Regions from separate parts of the Mus musculus genome. Here region 1 is linked to region 2. Evidence: chromatin contacts called from ENCODE Hi-C or POLR2A ChIA-PET data. All regions are on one chromosome and are shown on one strand. The core of a region is the stretch at or near the end of the contact, and the rest is flanking DNA. Distances in the headings are between cores, read along the strand shown. Region 1 holds the start of 0610040F04Rik (RIKEN cDNA 0610040F04 gene). Region 2 has its middle 35 kb from the start of Setmar.

Region 1 (5,830 bases), core at 855-3,354, 560 kb after region 2:
CTGTTAGAAGGTCAAAGAGACCAGATTTTTCCAATGCAGGTCGGTGGGGGTGGGGCCGGGCGGCCTCCGCGAGATTGAAGAGAGCTGGGGCCCCTGGTGCTGCCCCTTTGTGCCCCGCGCACCGGCCTGTGGGTTAACCCCTACTACCTAAACCTCTTGGTTAGTATTAAATGAAAACTTTCTCATCTTATATTCCCTGCCAGTGGCCCTGTTAGACTTTCTGCTGAAGGCGGTCTTCTGGTTGGCCTCGTTGGCTCCTTCCCAAAGGTCCTTGTAAATTCAAGGTCAAAATCCGTGTTTGCCACCTCCACTGTCTCCAGCCGCGAGCTCGACTGGGTAAAGGGCTCAGTGAACTTGTGCTGCATAAATGTGGAGATTTCACTGTGATCAACCAAGAGGATGGGGCGGGAGGAGGGACCCGGGCGGGGGGGGGGGTCCTGCTTTCTCCTCTCTCTCTCCTGTCCTGGAATAGACTGCAAACAGCGCCACCCAAGTTCCTGGTTAGCAGCGGGATCCCATGCAGATCCCTTGCAGCCCGGTGCGCGGGGGTCTAGGCTTGGAAGCCAGCGCGGAGAGGCTTGCAAGTGAGCCGAGCTCCGGCCCGCGTCCGGGCCACGTGAAGCGTCACGCCCCGCGCTGCTGCAGGGCAGGCGCCGTCGCCGCGGTTGTGTAACGCTGCAGCCGGAGGGGAGGCGACCCGGACGCCTCTGCATCGGAGGGGGCAGAGGAGGGAGGGAACGCCGGGCACTGTGCCCGGTATCTTTCTGTGCTTGACTAGCCAGGGTGGGTGGGGGCAGTGAGGCACCCTGAAAGGCGGGAGGAGATGGGTGCGCGCCAGTCGGGTGCCAGGCCACCCGCAGGCTGCGCCTGGGACCTGAGCTCCCGGGAGAGTCCGGGGTGGGGGTGGGGGGAGGGGGTCGGCACGGCTCACACGGTCCACGGTCAGGTGCGCGCGGCGTGCTCGGCGGCGGCCTCGGCTGCCCTAGCTCCTGGCCACCAGCCCGCTTCCCATGGGGTGACATCCGCCCCGCCCTCGGTCCCTCCCCAAGGCGGGCAATTCCTGGACACTGAGGCTGAGCGCTGGGGGGGGGGGGGGGGGGGGGGCTGGGAAGCCAGGACGGAAAGAAACCCCAGCCTCTGGAGAAGGCTAAGGGGGGCCGACGACTCCCTCAGCTGCGCACCGGTTCCTAGGAGCGGGCCAGGCGGGGGAGGAGGAAGAAGGCTGGGCTGGAGCGACCAAGGGGATATTCCTCTCCCGGCTTGAGTCAGACGCGGGCGGAATCCGTCCTCCCCCGTTCCCTCCCAGGAGACGGGAACTTACTTCATTTCCCTGGGGCAGGTTCGCCCACGTTACCAACTCTTCCCCCCCCCCCTCCAGCTCCCCGGTTCCTTCCAGCTTCCGTGCCCCCCACCCAGCTGGGCAGGACTCTGGCTGCGCTGCCACCCCCTCTTTCGGGGAAAGGAGGCCGCAGCCGCAGACACCTGGGGGCCCGAGGTTTGGAGGGGGGGGGGGCACTTCGCAGCCGCCAGAGCGTTGTCCAACACGTGAGGCTCATGTGATGAAGCCGGGGGAGGGCGGGCAGGTCGCTCCTTCCCTCCCCGGCAGCGGCCAGACGTGCTTGGAGTCACAGGGTAGAACACGTAGCTTCTACCCACCCACTCGCTCCCATTTAACCCAGCCCGCAGCCTCTCCTTACTCCTCGGCTCGTCCCCTCCAGCAACTCCCCCCCCCCCGCCCCGCCCGCTCCGCCCTGAGCAACCCCCCCTTCCCTCCCGCCTCTCCGCCCGCCCCACTTCTCATTCACTTGGCTCGCACGGCGCAGACAGCGCAGCGAGCACACACCGCCAGTCTGTGTGCAGAGCGGGAGCCAGAAGCCGTGGGGACACCCGGCCATGCACGCCCCCAACTGAAGCGACACCTCAAAGCCGCTGCTCCTGGCATCCCAGCGCATTGCAAGGAAGCTCAGGCTAGCTCATAGGAACATACCTCTTGAGACCCTCGGATCCTCCCTTCCAGGGCAGCCCTTTCTCAGACTCTACTAAGTGCAGACAGGAGCGCACAGTGGCCCCTGCTCGCCGCATCATGGAACGGATCCCCAGCGCGCAACCACCTCCTACCTGCCTGCCCAAAGCTCCAGGGCTGGAGCACGGAGACCTGTCAGGGTAAGTGTGTGCTGTGATCCCTTCAAGTCTCCACTCCTAACCTTGTGTTCCGCGACACTCTCAACTTGGGGCATCTCTGAGAGTATAGGGGGCTTCTTTCACGTCTAGGGCTCCTGCAGCTAGTACGCACTCGGGAGTCACGGCTTTTTCTGACCTCTCTCCCTGCAGGATGGATTTTGCCCACATGTACCAAGTGTACAAGTCCAGGCGGGGAATAAAACGGAGCGAAGACAGCAAGGTAGGTGCATCCCTGGGAACCTCATTCCTTAGCCCCTCGTGTGCGCTGAGTTTCCAAGAAAAGTTTGCTTGTTTCAAGGTTGGCTGGGGGGTTCAAGATGAGATGAGCTCATTGCCACAAATGAGTGACTTGGGAAAGAAGGGGCAGAGAAGGTGAATCTGGGTGCGTCTCTGCGCCCTCGCAGAATTTTTCCCCCCTGCTACCGGTTGGGAAGGAAGGGAGGAAGCTTCGTTCCCTTCCCCGGGCACCCATTGCTTCCATGTATTCCATGCAGGAAACTTACAAACTGCCGCACCGGCTGATTGAGAAAAAGAGACGTGACCGGATTAACGAGTGCATTGCCCAGCTGAAGGATCTCCTACCCGAACATCTCAAACTTACTGTAAGTGAGAAGCTGGCTGCGCTCCAACCCAGTTCTTCTGCCCAGAGGGCGGATGGTGGGGTGGGGGTGTCTCTCGCCGCCTGCAGGCGTCACGGGGAACTGCATGCTAGACGGGCGGATCAAAGCTTCTGGTTTGGAGGGAACCCATCCCCAGACCCAGAACTTCCTAAGCAGAGGCAGAACCAGAACCATCTGGGGCCTCTTTAAGTTGGCTTCAACACTAACACAGCTTCCTTTTGGTAGTTTTTTTTTCTCTCTCTCACCACCTTGTAGTCTCCCTGACTTAAAGAAGCAAACCACGAAATTAAAAACTTAAGCCTTGTCCGCTTTTCATTTACAATAGGACCTACTTTATTTAATGTGTGCCTTTTTTTTTTTTCGTCATAATCTTTACTGGTAGCCAAAAGCTTTTTAGCTTTTCCTTCGGGAAAAGTATTTGGAAAGGAAGACAAAAAGCCAGCATGACTGGAAGTTCTGAACAAGTGTCAGGGGGGAAAGAAAGAAAGAAAGAAACGCAACACATTGGGAAAGCCACTTGGTTGCCAGACACAGTAGACATCCCTCCCTGGGTTGACACCACAGCAGATAAATGTTATCCCCGGAGTCCCCTAAGTTAAGGTCAGGGCAGCTGCTGGAGAAATATATCTGTCAGCTCACTCCCTAGACTGTAACAACTACCAAAATGCCTCCAAAGATAGACAACACGTGTCTGGCTTTTTTTTTTTTTTAAGCTTTTGATCATCTATGTGTATATGTTAAAACATCTGCAAACTTTAAATTTAGTGGAGCAGGAAAGACTCTTCCTATCTTTGTTGTTGTTGACACCCAATTCTCCTAACAGATAGTGTCAGAAGGGACTCCACTGACCTCACGGGTGACAGACTCTCCGTTTTTTTCTTCTTCTTCAGACTTTGGGTCACTTGGAAAAAGCAGTGGTTCTGGAGCTTACGTTGAAGCACGTGAAAGCATTGACAAATCTAATTGATCAGCAGCAGCAGAAAATCATTGCCCTGCAGAGCGGTTTACAAGCTGGTGAGTCCCCGGCCTGATTAGTGTCTCCTGAGAGCTCAGTGCCAATCTAGCCCCTGGGAGCTCGCTCTGGCTTCTGACTCTTCTGTTACCATTCATTTTTCACAGTCACTGGGCAGGGGTGGGGGGGGGGGAGATGCTCTTCTGATTCTTTCCTAAAAGGTCATATTTTGCCATACGGAATGCTGCTGTGCGCCACCTGAAATGAGTCCATGTTAGCCCAGTGATGAAATGTTTCGGTGACATTTTGAGAGTGTCTAGGTTATGGGAGACTTCCCCATCCCCCTTTAAAATGCCAAGGCACCTATAATTTGCATTGTGGGTGTTTTTACAGTTGGTCTGATGAGCCCTCATTCATGGGCGAACAGAACACGGGTCTGCCCCCAGTGTTTTCCTGTTTCTTTGCTTCCTTCTCTTTGGATGTGGGGTGCAGTCTTGGCAGGATGACAGCAGGTTTTCTTTTTTCTTTTTTTTTTTTTTCCTCTTGCCTGCCTTCCATTGTGGTTCCCTGAATAGCCACCAGGTATCTTGGCAAATTGCACAATCCAACGAAACCACTGCTTTCATCATTCATTTATCCTGAGTTTCAGAGAATCGGGGTACAGACCAGGGGGAATCCTAATATGTACCCCAATAGGCGTTCTTCAGTCCTGTCCAAGGCTAGAATGAGAATCACAGAAACCAAACCAAGCCAGTATGTCTGCCAGTTTTCTTTCTAAAAATAGAAAGTTGATCAGGACTGATCTCGGGGTGTGTGTGTGTGTGTGTGTGTGTGAGCTACAGTATATGGAGAAGACTTACAAATAAAGAGCCTAGTTAAACTGCACGGAGGAAATGCAACTATTTGATGAATAGGTTAGGTTTCTGTGTGTGCAGCAGTTGTTGGAGTTGTTGGTTTTAGTTTTGTGGTGGTTTTGGTTGTTCTGGTTTTGGTTTTCCTAAAGCTCAGAAGTAACCTGCCAGCCTCACCCTCCCAGGCGGGGGGATTACAGTGGGAGCTGTAACAGTTTCTTGGGCATGGTGGTGCATGCCTGTAGTCCTGTCCTTGAGAGGCAGATGGAGCCCCTTAAATTCATAGCCAGCCAGTTTTGCATAGGGAATTCCAAGCCTTTTAAGACTAAATAGGGAGATCCTAGATCCTATCTCGTACAAAAAAAGGGGTGGGGGGCAAGGGAGACAATGTTTTGTTTAGGCGGTATTTGTTTTATATAGTTTCTTTTTATGAGTCTCTGGACTTCTGCTTCCATGAAACTGTTGCTATACTAACTTATTGAGGATGGGTGTGGTAGTGCAGACCTGTAGGCCCAGCAGTCTGAAAGTTAAGATAGGCTCATATGCGTTCAAGGCCAGCTTGGGTTGCTGAGTAACTCAGTGTCACTCTAGACTAGAATGAGACTGCTTTATTTAAAAAAAAAAAAAAAGATGTGACTGTTGAACTTTTAAACACAGTAGCATGTTCATTTTTGTGACACAAGAAAAATCGGTAGCTACTACATGAAGTTTATCAAGAGTAGAAGTAAGTTGGTTTATTTCTCTGGGACACTCTACAGACATTATGAATCCTAGTTCGGAAAGTGGAGTATATGTAACCTTAGCGATACTCTGTTGTAATTAGTATTAAAACCCAAGTATTAATAAGGAAAAAAAAACCCTGTAACTAAGTGGTCGGAATTTGTTTATTTTATTCTTTATACTTCTCAGCATAATTCTCTAGGCATAGACTTTTGGAGTCTGAAATGCAAATTGCCCGACAATTTCAAAAGAGACAAGAAGAGAGCCTCAGACTTACCTACCACCCAACCTTCTAAAATCCTCCTTTCTGGGTCTTTTTCTTCAGGTGATTTGTCGGGAAGAAATCTCGAGGCAGGGCAAGAAATGTTCTGCTCAGGTTTCCAGACTTGTGCCCGTGAGGTACTTCAGTACCTGGCGAAGCATGAGAACACTCGGGACCTGAAATCTTCCCAGCTCGTCACTCATCTCCATCGTGTGGTCTCGGAGCTGCTGCAGGGTGGTGCTTC
Region 2 (5,477 bases), core at 158-2,657:
GAACTTACAGAATAAAAGAGAAGCACCAGAGAGAGAGCAGGGGTGGGGGTGGGGCAACATTTTATGTTGTATTGTTTGTTTGTAAAAGTCTCTCTACATAGCTAAGGCTAGCCTCAAATCAACAGTCTCCCTGCCTCAACCTCTACTTACTCCTTTGAGTTGCTAGTTTTACCCCAGGTATTGATTACATATGATACATTTTTAAAATACAGATTTTTCTGGGGGAAACTTGATAGCTATTAATAATACTTTCTTAAGATTACAATATAATCACATCATTTCTCTCCTTTTCTCCCTCCCATATTCCTCTACTTGTTCTTTTTCAAATACATAGCCTCTATTTTTCATTAATTGTTGTTCCATGCATATATGCATATATGTTTATTTCCCTAAATATAACCTGCTCAGACTCTATAATGCTACTTGTATGTATGTTTTCAGGGACCTTTGGTATTGGATAAGCAGTTGGTGTGCTCTTCTCTGGGGAAGAGCATTTCTCCCGCTCTCAGCATTCCAATATTCTTCCTGTAGAGCTGAGGCCCCGTGGGCTTTCCCTGTGCACTTTGGAATGTCCGTTGCTCACCTCACATTACTATGCAGTCATGCTGGTGAGACTTTATGGGTGTAGCTTCTGACATGGGAAGACACAGTTTCCCAGCAAACCCTCTACTCTCGTATCTATTGTGACCCTTCTGCCCCCTCTCCTGCCATGTTCTCTGAGCCTTAGGTTTGGGGATGTTCAGTAAATTCAGACTCTGAGACTAGGCTCCCCAGCTCTGCATTCTGACTGGTCGTGATTCTCCATAATGGTATCCACCCACTGCAAAGACAAGTTTCTTTAATAAGGGATGCTAGAAAAATAATGTTTCCAAAACTCCAAATGAAAAGATGAGGAATCATTTCAAAGCTCTCTTTCTGCCTATTCTTCACAAAGCTAGCAGCTGGAGCAGGAGAGAGGATGGCTCAGCAGACAAGAGCACTAGCTGTTCCAGAAGTGGACCCAAGTCTGGTTCCCCGAACCCACAAAGTGCTCACAACTGTCCTGGAGCTCCAGTTCCAAGGGATTTGACCTTGGTGGGCACCAAACACACTGGTGATGTACACACACCCATGTAGGCAAGACACTCACACACATAAACTAAAAACAAATAAACAAATAAAAACAAACACCTGAACATTGACCCAAGAGAAGATGTACCCCATCTCATTTAGCTTCTTCCTCTTAGCAACCCTAAATCCACAGCACCCCTAAATGAAAGGTTCTTCAAATTTGCAGACGATTTATTAAAAAAACAGTAAGAAAACAATAAAATAAATAACTACAAAGCCCATCTGGCCACTAGAGGGAGAACGTTACACATAAAAGTACTTTTGGCAGCCACCTTACAGCTGAAATGTGGCCACAGGAGGAAGTGCAAATGTTGCCGCCCACAAACACTGCTAAAAGCTCAGAGACCACAAACAATGGCCACTGGGTTCCAGTCTTTGCCTTCCCTTATATGTCCCGAAGCGAAGGCCTTCGCTAATACGATTATACACGTGATTGTGACTGCCCTGATGGTGGCTTTCTACCACTATCACTCAACTCTTTACAACTGTTTTGGAACAGAAGCAAAGGGCCCCAAACTATTTCTTAAGGAACAATGTTCCATTTTGAGCCCAGCAGCGGAGGTAAGAGAATAGGAAAGGTCAGCCTTGTTTCACAAAGACCAGGCAACTGAACTGTACACTTTTGCAGACTTCGAATGAGCCCAGTGAATACACTCTTCCCCTTGCTCTTCAGAATGGATTTCAGCCCCTTCTGTCAGTTTCACTCAGTTCACGCACTTGAACACAAATGAGCTGACAATGTATGCTGTGGTTGCCATTATTTCCAGCATTTATCTTTCTTTCTTTCTTTTTTTGTTTTTTTGAGACAGGGTTTCTCTGTGTAGCCCTGGCTGTCCTGGAACTCACTCTGTAAATCAGGCTGGCCTCGAACTCAGAAATCTGCCTGCCTCTGCCTCTGCCTCTGCCTCCCAAGTGCTGGGACTAAAGGCATGCGCCACCACTGCCCGGGTGACAAATTCTTTCTTGAGAGTCATCTAATTATTTGTAAAAATAAGTGGTACATTTGGCAGGGAGGGGGAAGATGGGCTCAAAGTGTGTCTTTCCAAAAATGCCATGGTCTTAACCTCCAATGTCTTATTAACTCACTGGAGGAACTGAGATGTGGCAAAGCAGAGACATTCCAAGTTGGGACTGGATTTAAGGCAAGTCAAGGGTCTATGCGTACATCACACTATACGACCTTAACAGCCCAGCCTGGGTTCTATGTCATCTATACATATTTTCACTTGCTTTTCAAGCCATAAATGGGCTGGTGAACTCAGTCAAAGTCATAGATCTAACAAGCGGTGGGACCAGATTTTAAATCATTGAATTTGACAGCCTGAAGTTAATGTTCTCAGCCACCTCCCTCCTGCCTGTTTCTCCCTACGGACCTTTTGCTCAGCCTCATAATTTCTCAGACTCCATCCATGTTTCCCGTCACCAAAGGCACAATAAAGTCAAATATCCAATACCATAGCAGCAACAAAAACAGTAAGTCCTGAGCCTACCTCATCCCACAGCTGCCCCAGGGCACCTTGCAGACACTTAAGAGTCCTAGTTTCCTACATGCCCACTGGGAATAATGACCCAAAACAACTAGTTCCTCCCACCACTGTGCTCCAGATCAAACTAGATCATGGGCATTAAGCACTCCTGAGCACCTAGGAGGTGCCTGAAATTGCTAGCTGCGAAGTATAGTAATCAGAAGCCATAGCACCAAGAAGTCAAACCTCAGCAGGGAAGAGCGAAGTGGGTGCTTCAGACTGCAAGAGCCTGGCCCTTCTAACTGGCTTTGTAATACAGCCATCTCCTAAAGAGAAGACATTAAGGACACAGAGGGTCCCAGACCATTGTCCCCTCGAGTGAAGGCTTCCATGTTGAGAAACCTTCCTTGACATGTGGAACACTTGTGGGAGTCTGACATTAGACTGATTCCAGCTATGAGACTTGTCCATGCACCACATGATGTTTCAAAGGCTATGTGGAAGATGTGACGTGCATGGCAGCTTCTTGGAAGGTCATTTAAGCTGTTCTTAGAGTAATTTGTGCTCAGTTCTTGCTGGGCTGTCTTCAGAGGGGTTGGAGAAGGGTGAGTCATGTTCTTCAAAGACAAAGACAGGTAGTTACTGTGGGACCTGGCTTCTCTCCTAGAGAATTCACTCTCAAAGTTCTCACTCCTAAAAAAGACAGAGAACTCAAAAGAAGCTATATACCATGAAGTCTCTTGAAAATTCTATAGTACACTCATGTGATACTAGGAATGAAGAAGGAGGAAGAGGAAGAGGAGGGGACTACTACTACTACTACTACTACTACTAGTAATGTTGAAAATACTGCTGACTCACTGACCCTGATGATGCTGGAGAAGCTCAGAGCCCCAAACCATAACACATGAACTGCTGAGCTAGGAAAGCCCTGTACCCTGTGAGTCCTTTCTCCCAAACCCTAATTGTCCCCTTGAACAACATCTTAACCTTTAAATGTGGGAGCTGATGAAGTTAGAACGGAGATCCTGGACCTGTAATCACAGCAAAAAGGATACATTTAAATCATGAGGCTGAACTAAACCAAACTCAAATCAGCTCAGAGAACAGTTCACCGGCTGGCCAAGATCTCACCAACCAAGATGCTGCCCCTGCTTTCCTGCTCTTTGCTAAATTGCTATGCTCCTAAGTAACTTCTCCTTTAATTGAGATGCTGAGGATCAAACTAAGGGCCTTGGACATGCCCGGTAAGCACTCTGCCAGGGAATTACAAGGCCAGCCCCATAAGAGGCACTTTCATTGGGAGGTAGGTTAAAGAGGATGAGCTTCGGAATTACAGACAACGGCAAAGACCAGATCCAACTTTCCTTTTGTATAGACACTTTGTGCAGCAGACAGACCATTGGGCATAGGAGGGATTTGCCAAGTCAGGGATCTGGAATATAACTTGTTAATTAATAGGCATCTGAGTAACACGTTCATGTAGCCTTAGTCCAGTTTGCTCTTTGTTTATAGATATAACTATAGCTGACCAGTCCTACCTGACTGTACCTATCTCTTTCTTTGCTTTGTCTTTTTTTTTTAAAGATTTATTTATTTATTATATGTAAGTACACTGTAGCTGTCTTCAGGTACTTTTTCTGCTCGCTCTGGCCCCTCTCACTCCTGTCCTGCTCTGGTCCTGCTCAGGCCCAAAGATTCATTCATTCATTATATGTAAGTACATTGTAGCTGTCTTCAGAAACCCAGAAGAGGACATCAGATTTTATTATGGAAGTTTGTGAGCCACCATGTGGTTGCTGGGATTTGAACTCAGGACCTTCAGAAGAGCAGTCAGTGCTCTTAACTACTGAGCCATTGAGAAATGAGGACCTAGAAAACCATGAAGTATACCACGCTAAACACTTGAACTTACCATTCTCTCCTTGGTCCATAATCCCCATAGGTGGGCATTATCACTAAATATATTTTACCTTGAGGAACAACGTTACCTGCCTAATGGTGGCTCAGGGAATTGGACAGGAACAGAGGGACATATCTGCAATGGCCTCCTTCAACATGATGCTGAAGACAATTACTGAAGGAAGAGACTCAAGACGCATTTTCCGGTGTCACTTAAAGAAAAATAAGATTTTATTTGGCAAGTGCATAAAGGAAAAAGACTTGTAGCCTTTGAGAAAGCAAGCAACAGGCATGGACAAAATGCAGGCCAACCTTTATCAGCACATGAGGACAGCCTCACCTCTTTTCCTCTGGCAGCCACTAGCTGGTCTCATTTTTCTCCTAGGCTGATTCTGAGCTTTGAATAGCACTTTAGTGAGGTGCCAAACTGACATGCTAGAAGTCACTCTGATAGCTTCCATTCCCCTCAGCAGATAAAGCACAGAGTTTGTCAAACAGGACCTAGATTCAGGCCAGGACAGCCATTTTATCTCACCTTCAATTATTCTGAAATTCCAAAGACCCAATGAACCAGCCTTCTTGTGATGAAGGCTTTAGGGTCAATGATCATTTGGGGACAGATCAGAATCTGAAGCTGGCCATTTCGATCCCTTGGTGTTAAGCCCTTGAACTTTCAGAACTCAAGTAGGGCAAGTTTCAAAATCTAGCGTTTCTTACTTCATAGCCTACCTAAATATCATCTGTAATGATTTTGCTTAATCAAAAAATTAATTAAATTCTGGCTCTAATGTTCTAAACACAACAGTGGGAAAAAGCAGCTCTGGCTAACTGCCAAGGTTTCATCCCAGGCTCTCGGAGTTAATCATTTCCATGGTGTTTTAAGCATGAGAAACACCAAAGGCCAGATTCTGTGGAACTAAGGTCTGTTCTGGGGGACTTTGTATTACAAGAAGCAAGTTTCAACCAATAAAAATGAAGCCATCGGTCAGAGGAACCTGA

What was found. A loop is a pair of places that touch in the nucleus more often than their neighbours do. ChIA-PET counts read pairs that join two places held with the same protein, here RNA polymerase II (POLR2A).
Region 1: a map of heart shows a loop between it and region 2 (3-fold over the local background). The contact joins the promoter of 0610040F04Rik here to the enhancer-like site in region 2. A Hi-C loop is called at or near these places in 1 of 37 maps with a recorded cell type or tissue (heart). POLR2A ChIA-PET finds 5 or more read pairs at or near these places in 1 of 5 experiments (embryonic stem cell).

What each region holds. Positions count from the first base shown.
Region 1 is chr6:108,658,830-108,664,659 of GRCm38, forward strand. 0610040F04Rik (RIKEN cDNA 0610040F04 gene) reads right to left here and starts at 2,105. Exons shown (of 7, transcript NR_104577.1): 1 at 1,988-2,105. It overlaps Bhlhe40 (basic helix-loop-helix family, member e40), which reads left to right and starts at 1,800. Exons shown (of 5, transcript NM_011498.4): 1 at 1,800-2,163; 2 at 2,332-2,401; 3 at 2,676-2,783; 4 at 3,692-3,815; 5 at 5,650-5,830. The coding sequence starts at 2,084.
Region 2 is chr6:108,097,269-108,102,745 of GRCm38, forward strand. No RefSeq gene overlaps it. Among named protein-coding and RNA genes, the nearest start is that of Setmar, 35 kb to the left of the region's middle. Within about 2 kb of position 1,408, at least 1 of the 3 ENCODE cell types and tissues checked has a DNase peak (open chromatin) inside an H3K27ac peak, as active enhancers do; it is heart, where a contact is called at or near this core.